Linked DNA regions of Homo sapiens: region 1 is linked to region 2. A link is a contact called in ENCODE Hi-C or POLR2A ChIA-PET data. All regions are on one chromosome and are shown on one strand. Each heading gives the region's core, a stretch centred on a gene start or an enhancer-like site at or near the end of the contact. The rest is flanking DNA. Distances are from core to core; before and after follow the strand shown. Region 1 overlaps DAB2IP (DAB2 interacting protein). Region 2 overlaps TTLL11 (tubulin tyrosine ligase like 11).

What was found. A loop is a pair of places that touch in the nucleus more often than their neighbours do. ChIA-PET counts read pairs that join two places held with the same protein, here RNA polymerase II (POLR2A). Pooled maps may share reads with other maps.
Region 1: a loop to region 2 is called in a map of right cardiac atrium, with 3 times the contacts of the local background. The contact joins two enhancer-like sites. A Hi-C loop is called at or near these places in 4 of 168 maps with a recorded cell type or tissue (PC-9, heart left ventricle, right cardiac atrium and 1 more), 1 of 37 single-sample maps with no recorded cell type and 1 of 50 pooled maps. POLR2A ChIA-PET finds 5 or more read pairs at or near these places in 1 of 52 experiments (GM10248).

Annotation. Positions count from the first base shown.
Region 1 is chr9:121,771,766-121,776,558 of GRCh38, reverse strand. It overlaps DAB2IP (DAB2 interacting protein), which reads right to left. Exons shown (of 16, transcript NM_001395010.1): 12 at 3,064-3,952; 13 at 2,147-2,299; 14 at 168-361. Among named protein-coding and RNA genes, the nearest start is that of DAB2IP, 120 kb to the right of the region's middle. Within about 2 kb of position 3,543, at least 12 of the 41 ENCODE cell types and tissues checked have a DNase peak (open chromatin) inside an H3K27ac peak, as active enhancers do.
Region 2 is chr9:121,834,276-121,838,759 of GRCh38, reverse strand. All of the region lies in intron 8 of TTLL11 (tubulin tyrosine ligase like 11), which reads left to right. Among named protein-coding and RNA genes, the nearest start is that of DAB2IP, 180 kb to the right of the region's middle. Within about 2 kb of position 1,264, at least 2 of the 41 ENCODE cell types and tissues checked have a DNase peak (open chromatin) inside an H3K27ac peak, as active enhancers do.

The DNA of each region.
Region 1 (4,793 bases), core at 2,294-4,793, 64 kb after region 2:
CTCCAGGCCTGTGCTCACGCTGCTCCCACTGCCCAGACACTCTCTTCCCTCCTCTCTCCACATTCAGCTTATCCTTTGAGGAGGCTCCCCGACCAGGGGCCTCCTCGAAGGCAGCGATGGCTGCCCTGCCTGTGCCTGTGGCCAGGCCAGGCAGGTGTGGGCCCCACCTGCTGATGATGCCCTTCATCTGGATGTCCTTGTCCTCCTGCTGCCGCCGCAGCCGCTCCTCGCCCTCCTCCAGCCGTGCCTGGTACTCCAGCACCAGCTTCTGCGTCGTCTCCTCCTGGCACTTGAACAGGGTCTCATACTCCTCCAGCTTCTTGGTGGAGATTCGCAGCTTGTCCTGCAGCACCGCCAGGTCCTACCAGGAGGGCAGCGTCCACGGGCACAGCACCCAGGACACAGAGAGCACAGCTTCGTCAGCCCGAGTGGGAGGAAGGGTAGGAGGGAGCCCCACTTGAAAGGCCCCAGTGGCTGTGACCCGCCCACTTCACATAGCAAGGAGATGCCCAAGGAGCCCAGCTGGTGGGGGCTGCAGCCAGACGCGTGCCTGTGCCCCACCGTGGGGCCTCCACTCCAAACTCCCAGCCTGACCTGTATGGCTACAGCGGGGATGAAGACTTAGACCCAAGTCCCAGGACTGAGGGTGTAACTAGGGCTTTGAACTTTTATATGACAAAGGTTAAAAAACCCTTGGATACATGAAGGACATGTGACAGCACCCTGAGAGGTGGGAGCTCTGCAGGAGGGGAAACTGAGGCCCAGACAAGGTGACCATGTCACATGAAGAGCGACTGACTAGCAGGGTAAGATCCCAGCTTCCCAGCCTCTGTTTGAATCTAAAGCCAGGGGGTGGCAGTGGCATGAGGAAATGGAGAGAGAGAGAACTGAAAGGCAGGTGGTCCAGGCTCTGGATCTGCCTCAGTCCAGCACAGACCCCAACCATCAGGGAGGAGCAGGGATGTGGACGAGGCTGGGAAGCGGCGTGGCTGCAGAGAGGAGTCAGGTGCTCTGCGCTGAGCGAGGAAAGGCCAACGCCGGGATCGAGAGGGGCCAGACGCCATGAGGACACAGGGATGCAAAAAGCCTGGAGTGAGGCCAGTCCTCCTCACTCCCCAGCCAAACTCTGGCTCTGGGAGCACTGTGTTCCCTGTCCCCCGGTCCCCTTCATGTAACTATGGTGAAAGCAGGTGGATGTAGCGGACCGGGGATGGTGGCGGTGGCAGGATGCAGCATGGAGACGGGCCTCGCCTGAGGCCGGGGAGAAGGAGTTCTGCCATTCTGACCCCAATACCCTTGCTCGAGAGGTTGCCACAGGCTTTCCTGGGGCCCAGCGGGGCGAGAGCATCCAGAGGGGAGTGGAGAAGCGCCTGCCGTTCTGGGGCCTGCGCTGGTTCCTCCGTCTACATGGACTGCAGCTGGCAGTAGGAGACAAAAACTACCCCCAGATCCAGAGCAGCTGCCACAGCTGGAAGGCTTGGGAGACCAACGAAGCATCCCCTTGCCCCAGCAGATGGCAGAGTGTGTGGCAGAGTGAGAGTTTCATTTTTAGAGTAGATTCTTTTCCCGGGGGTGGGGAAGAAAACATCTCAATGGCAGCCTGACCCCACCCCCCAAGCTGGTAACTGCTGTTTCTTTCCCAGGCCCTGGTGGAGACCAGAGGGGTGAAGAGCCAGGCCGTGGGCAGGCACAAGCCTTGGGGGCCAGGCTGGGGTGGCTCTCCCAGCCATCCTGGGGACCCATGCCTCTGCCTCCTCAGGTACCAAGTTCCCTCAGGGGGGCTTCTATATGTCACTTGGGCACCCTCAGCCCTCAACCCCCAGGTCCTCAGGAAGCTCAACTGCCTCAGTTGCCTGGGCTAAGGAGCCTTCCCAGAGGTCCCAGGAGTCTGTATCCAAGACAATTCCCTGGTGATTCCAATCTGCAGATGGGAAGCCTCAGGTCTAAGCTGCTAATCCATCCCTCTTGTTGCTTTTCTTCCAGACCCCACTGACTGCTATTCTCACAGGGAACAGGGGCTCAGAGGTGACGGGCCCTTCACAAGGACAGCAGCACCCGTTGCTGGGGGACCTGGGGGAGAGACTCCTACCAGCTGCTGCCGGGAGGCAGCCCCGCCCTGTCCCGAGCCGCCAGGGTCCAGTTTTACCTTTTCTGCTTGGCTGAGCTCGTCCTTACTCCTTAGCCTATCCCTGTGGGGGGGGTCTGGGCCCAGGCCCTCGTCTTCTAACAACTGCGCGTTCATGGTCAAGAGCCAAGCGGCTGTGCGGTCCAGGGCATTGGGGCTCACAGGTGAAGGGCCCTACAATGAAACACAGCTGTGAGGGGCTGCAGGGAGGTGGAGGGCAAGCAGGAGGGGCGGGAGTGGCCCAGGTGAGCCACAAGGACAAGCAACTCTGGGACACGGTGGGAAGAGGGGACCTCCAGCTGACTGAGCGCCTACCGAGGCAGTCCCCACCCGGGAACTGTCTCTCAGACGGCAGCCAAAGGCAGAGCTGACAGGTGCCAGGTGGCCTCCTGAGCACCACACTCTGCTGCCAAGAGGACAGTGAGTGACCCTGCCACTGGGGGCACCGGGGCAGGCTGCACTGAGTGGGGGACAGGGCCAGGCTGGGCTGTCAGCCCAAGGCACCTCCACTCCAGACACTGCCTGCAGCCTTTGGGTGACAGGGTCATCCATGCTCCAGGTGGTTGTGCCTGAAGGCCTGTCCAGCCTGTGAAAACATTTTGGGAGGGGCGTGTGGGGGCAGAGCTGGGTAGGCGCTTCGACAGGCTTGGAACCGAAGATGAATGCACTCTCCTCCTCTTTCTCTCTGACCCCAGCCTGCCCCTAGGGGCACTGACAGAGGAGCCTGGAGTTCCCCAAGGCTACAGTGTCCCTGGTTCACAGGATTCAGGAAGAAGCCAGGGGGAGGGGGTGGTGGCGCATGTGGCAGGCTGGTGGGATGGGATGGCAGCTGGGTGAGGGTGGAGGTGAAATGACCGAGAGGAGGAGCATGGTATGGGGTATGACAGCCCCAGCTGGGCCCAAGTGCCCAGCCCTGCCCTCTGACTAGCAGCACTGACCTGCTTGTGCACTGCCCGTGGCTTCAGTTCTGGGCTGTCCCCCTTGGAGGAAGAGGACTGCTGCCTCAGGCGGGTACTGGGGCCCACCCAATCAGGTGAGGCCGACGCCAGGGTTCCGCTTGAGGGTCTTGGGTACTGCAGGGTGCTCAGCAGGTTGGGGGGCGTCCGGCCGCGGGGGGCAGGAGGTGGCGGCGGGGGTGGGGGCGGAGGCTGGTCGATCCTCCTCTGGGGGCCAGCACTGTTCTGCCGTGGCACCGTGGGCTGCCCGCCTTTTTCAGTCAGTGACATCTGTCGCCGTGCCAGCTCACCGGGCCGCCGAGCCAGCTCCTCCGCGGCAGTGCTGAAACTTCCCAGCTTGGCAGCAGCCGCCAACTCCTCGCTGTTGCTGTGTGAGCTCAGGGAGCTGTGGCCCTCAGAGCCTGAGTCGCCAAGGCCACGGGGTGACAGCGGCAGGCCAGCCGCCATCTGGTACACAGGGTTCTGGAAGGAGAGCGGTGCCAACAGCTGGGGCCGGCCTGGCGCGCCCTCGGAGGTGCCTGGTGTGGTTGGTGTCTGGCCTGCCCGCCGCACCGTGGCCAGCCCTGCCAGGTTCACTGGGGTTGCCCGGGCCGGCCACCCGGCCACCAGCTGAGCTGCAGCGGCCTGCCCATCTGTGGGGAGGACGTCGGGGCCCGCCGGGGAGCCTGCCTCCCCATCCAGCGTGCGGGCGTCCTGGAGGTCCACCATGGAGAGGCTCTTGCCACCGTTGGCCATCTGAAGATCAGGCTCGTTGGCTTCCGAGTAACTCGAGCTGCGGGCAGGTGAGGGCTGGACCCCGGAGGACCTTGTGACAAAAAACAAGTCCTTGTTTTCGGGGGTTGGAGACGGTAACCGGGTGAAATCTATCAGACTGCAGGGAGACAAGCACACACAGGGAAAGAAGGGGAAAAGAAGAACTGTGAGTGCAGCCAAGGCGGGTCCAAACCGACAGCACCCGCCAACCTGCCGGGGCCTGGCAGCCTGAGCCAGCGCTGGGGAGATGGATGCGCTGGGGTGGCAGGAGTGGGAGAATCCGGGGACCAGAGGCTGAGGCGGCTGCTCCTGCACAGAACCTCTTCTTTAGGGGCCAGCACTGCACATTTCAGGCCGCGCTGCCTGGAAGACCCCTTCCCTGTTCAGCTGCATCTTGGGACAATGGGTACTGGGGCCTGGCTTGCTCTGGAAAACTCCTCCTTAGCTAAGCCCTAAGCCACAACTCAGTGGCTCTCTGCTATCCACGGATCCTGCATTGAGAACCCCAACTTCAGAGTCACTGGGTTCCCTCTGCCTCTTCCCTCTTGTTCCTAATCAGACTGGTAACTGAAGTGGGGGCCCGGTGAAACCTCCTCTTGCCCAGCCTCCTGCTGCCGCTCCCTTGTTTGACTGGCAGGCGGGGGCTGGAGTTCCTGGCAAAAACAAGGAATGAGAGCAGGCTCTGTGGAGAGCATGACTTGGTGGGAGGGCTGCACTTGCCCTGGCCTCCTCCTCATTCTACGCTTTTCTCTGGCCTCTCCCTGGCCCCTCCCCAGAAGCTAGCTCCTTGGAAGAAAGCACAACTGTGGCGGGGTCCAGGGGGGCTTTGGAGAGAAGAATGTGGGTGGGGGGAACTGAAGGCTGCAAGGACTTGGGGGGCTTGATATGGCTTGGAATGGGGAATGGGTTGGCTTAGCCTCAGACGGAGAGGAAGTGCCACTCCCTGAGATGGGCTGCAG
Region 2 (4,484 bases), core at 15-2,514:
TCTCTTTCTTTCTCTCTTTCTTTCTTTCTTTTCTTTCTTTCTTGACAGAATCTTACTCTGTCACCCAGTCTGGAGTGCAGTGGCACAATCTCAGCTCACTGCAACCTCCGCCTCCTGGGTTCAAGCGATTCTTGTGCTTCAGCCTCCTGAGTAGCTGGGACTACAGGCACATGCCACAACGCCCTGCTAATTTTTGTATTTTTGGTAGAGACAGGGTTTCACCATGTTGGCCAGGCTGGTCTTGAGCTTCTGACCTCAGGTGATCCGCCCACCTCGGCCTCCCAAAGTGCTGGGATTACAGGCATGAGCCACTATGCCCAGCCCTGATTTGTGTTTCTAAAAGGTCATTCTGGATGCTGTATTGAAAGGGGCAATAGTGGAAACAGGGAGACCAGCGAGGAGGCTGTGGGGGCTTCAAGGGACGACAGCTGCTCAGGTGGGGGAGGGCAGGAGAGCAGAGGTTTATGGTCCTAGGGATGTGGAGGTGTTGAGAGGAGGTAAGAGAAGTCTCAAAAATGACCTCAGGCTTCTGGCTTGAACAACTAGGTGGGTGGAGAGACCATTTATTAAAATGGGCGAGACTCAAGGAAAAACAGAATTGGGAAGGGAAGACCAAGAGATTCATTTTTAACAGGCTAATGCGATATCCCAGTGGCAAAAAAGCAGGCTGGCCTGGAGACAATGATTTGGAGGGCATGGATTCATTGAAGGTATTTCAACCTGGGGAATGAATGACAGGAAGAGAGAGCGAGAGAGAGAGCCCTGTGGGGCCCACAGCAAGGAAAAGCAGACAGAAGCCAGCAAGAGAGAGAGAGCAAGAAGCAGGAGAGCGAGATGAAACAGACGTGGGAAGACCGTGTCTCCAGGAGGGAGGCTTCCACGTGGTCACATGCTGTGGGGAGAGAGCCAAGAGGAGCTCAGAGCTGACATGGGAGTGGAAGGTACCCAGGCGTTTGGCGTGAGCCCTTTGGGAGGAGAGACAGGGAGTGGACATCCTCTCTTGAGCTGGAAGGGAGGCTGTGGAGGCAGTGCCACCCCAGGAGGGAAGGGCAGTCTGGCTGAGAAGGGAACAGAGAGAGAGAGGATAGTGACAGGAAGGCAGGCTTTTCAACCACACAAGATCCCAGGGCTGGTTGATGGCAGATGGTGGCATTCAGGAGCAGGGGAGAAACTGACAAGCTGGGAGCATTAATCAGGACCGACTGTAGACAAACTCCCTTTCCTCCCCTCATCCCTCACCCCCACCCGCTCCAGGCCCACCTGCCAGACCGCCCACAGCACCAGCTCTGTTCCCTAACACCCTGAAAAAGCCCTTTCAAAGCACCAAGATTTTGTACTACTAGTTCCTCTCCTCAGAAAGATCTTCCTCCTCAGTGCTGATCCTTGAAGATCCCAACCCCAAGTTAATTTGGCAAGAGCTATCAAAACATACTAGTAAAAATAATACTTGACCCATAAGTTCCACTGGAAAGAGATGATTGCTCATTCAAGTATGTACTGATATATACACAAAGATGTTCATTGCACCATTATTCACAATATCAAAAAAAGAAGAAAACAGGAGAAAAGCATCCTAAGTGTCCATTAGTAGGGGAAGGATTTTAGAAACTCATGGTACATCTATACTATGGAATTCTATACAGTCTATAAACAACAGGGTAGATCTATATATGCTGACACGGAGAAGCGTCAAGGCATGGTTAAAATTGTGTAAGTGCAGTACGGTAGCTATAAGGTGATCCTATTTGTGTGCAAAATTATATGGATACAGATATTGATGCACACAGCAGTGCACATATTTCATTTTTATGCGTATATGCCAGAAATTGCAAACAGCATTCACTTCCAGCTCACAGGAATTGGAGGTCGCAAGGCAGAGGAGGGAAACAGGACCTTCACTTTCCACTACCTGTGCATTGCCTCTGTCTGAATTTTCTCACCATGTGCACCACAGGCACCCTGTAACCTATCCTGCCTCTTCCAGGCAATGACTTGCTTCTTCCTTTGTGTTCTAACACCCCCATCTCACGTTGGGTCATCCTACCCTCTCCCTGCTTCTCCCTGCCCTGCATCAGAGGAGGCTTGCCCATCTGTGAATCTGCACATTGAGGAGTCAGCCAGGGCTGGCAGAACTGAGTGGTCATGGTTACTGCCTTCTGAATCCTCAGATCCTCGTAGAGAAAGGCTGTGGTGATGGAAGAAGAGGTTGATTTACTCTGTGTTAAACTGGGGTGTCGGGGGAGGTTTTGCACATTTCAGCTCCCAGGCAGAGAGCAGAGAGCACATGGCAGTGAGAAGGGACCTCCTGGGGCAGTGGTGAGCTCCCCATCACTGGAAGCAACCAAGTTGGGGGGCTGGATGGCTGTTGTTAGCAATGTCAGGAAGGGCAACCCATGCCCTTCAGAATCTCACAGGGCAACTACAGAAAGCCACAGCGACAGGACCAGAAATCATGCTTTATCTGCCCTGGTTTTTTATCCCCACTACCAGCCCCAGCCTGGAGGACTCTGAGTGAATGGCTAGGTCTGCCCACACCCAACTAACACACAGAGCCCAAGACAAATGCAAAGCTTTGCCATATCACTAAACAAAGGCAAACAACCACAGACAATCAGGGGCCATAAAAGCATCTACCATCCAGATTTTGTTCTGAGGATTAAACAAAAGGTGCCCATAAAGTACTCACCACAGTGCCTGACACATATTAAGCACGTGTTGTATACAGACCACTCTTAGTAATCCCTCTTGTCATTCTGGGTGTTGTTGTTACCCTGCAAGGGCCTAGATTGTGTTATCTCTGAAGTCCTTTTTAAGCCAGAGATTTTGACCACTTGCTGAGGAATGAGTCCTGAGCCTCCAAAGGTTCTATAGGAGCCATTAATCTCTCGAGAAATGTCCACAACAGCATGAAGCAGTTGCAGGAAGCAGTGACTAGAACTGTGGCCCTGTCTTCCCAGATGGTGACTCAGGAACTTGTGTTCGTGTCATGATGGAATCAGGGGTGACGTTGGATGGGACTGGACTGAGACCTCTGGGCCACTCTGCTGTGGCCAGCAGTATGACCTGTGATTAATGAAATGATAGAAGAGTTGCTTTCACCTTTGATTATGTTTGTTATTTTGGTGCTGCTGGCTTCTGGGGGTAATGATTTTTCTGCAAGTTCTATTTATGGTCCAGTCGTGACACTTAATTAATTTCTCCATCCGGCCAAGGACAAAGGTGATAGTGACTTCTTGTTGCCGTAATGCTTAATACAATGACTGCACATGTGCAACTTCTGTTCCTGAGCTGGTGGGGTGGGTGGTGGCAGAAGCAAGGCTTTTTTCCTTGAGATTTCCATCTGGGTTGGGGGAGAACTGGTAGGGAGCAGCACCACCACTTACCACTCTCCAGTAGTGTGACCTTGGGCAGGTGGAGTGTGACCTTGGGCAGGTGCTTGGGTCTCCCTGAGCTCAGCACTTTCTCTAACAATGTGAGTATTGGCAGCCCAGTCTCTTAGGGTGGCAGTAGGACATGGTAATGCCGAGTGGGAATCCTGGTGGGCAGAATGTCCTCAGTAAACATGGACATTCCACTTCTTAAAATATTCAGAAGTCTACATCACTTCCAATACTTGTGGAATCCTCGGAGATCACTCCGTCCAGCCCCTCACTTTACAGAGGGGAAGCAAGTGAGGCCCTCTGAGGGAAAGTGACCAGTTCAAAGCCACACAGTGCACAGGGGTAGAGACCATGGAGATCCCAGGCCCCTTAACTCAGATTCCTGGCCTCATGAAACTCAGTCCAGCAGGGTGAAAAGAAATTGGCCAACTTCAGTAGGAGAAAATGAAACCACTATTGTGATAGCGCTCCAGGCCAGTGAGGTGAGAGAGCAGACTTCCAAGTGGGAAGATGATGGGAAGCACTTGTGCCACTATTTTTTTTTTTTTTTCCTGAGACAGAGTCTCACTCTGTCGCCCAGGCTGGAGTGCAGTGGCACAATCTCAACTCACTGCAACCTCCCTATCCTGGGTTCAAGCAATTCTCCTGCCTCAGCCTCCTGAGTAGCTAGGATTACAGGTGTGTGCCACCATGCCCGGCTAATTTTTGTATTTTTAGTAGAGACGGAGTTTCACCATGTTGGCCAGACTGGTCTCGAACTTCTGACCTTGTGATCTACCTGCTTTGGCCTCCCAAAGTGCTGGGATTACAGGCGTGAGCCACCGCGCCTGGCCTGTGCTGCCATTTTTTAAGCACTGTGTTGCTTTTTCTGTGTGGTACCTTGTGAAAAAAAAAAAAGCCACTCAGGGCAGCTATTACTATCCCCACTTTACAGATGCAGATACTGAGACCCAGAAAAGTAAAATGCCTTGACAGGCAGTAAGTGGGAGAGCTGGGACCCGGACCAGCTCATCTGAGTCCCTGTCCCTATTCATGGAGCTGAATGCCTTCTCCCTGGGAGATGCCCAGGTTTGATCTACCATGTGTAGAGTCCTTCGAGACCCC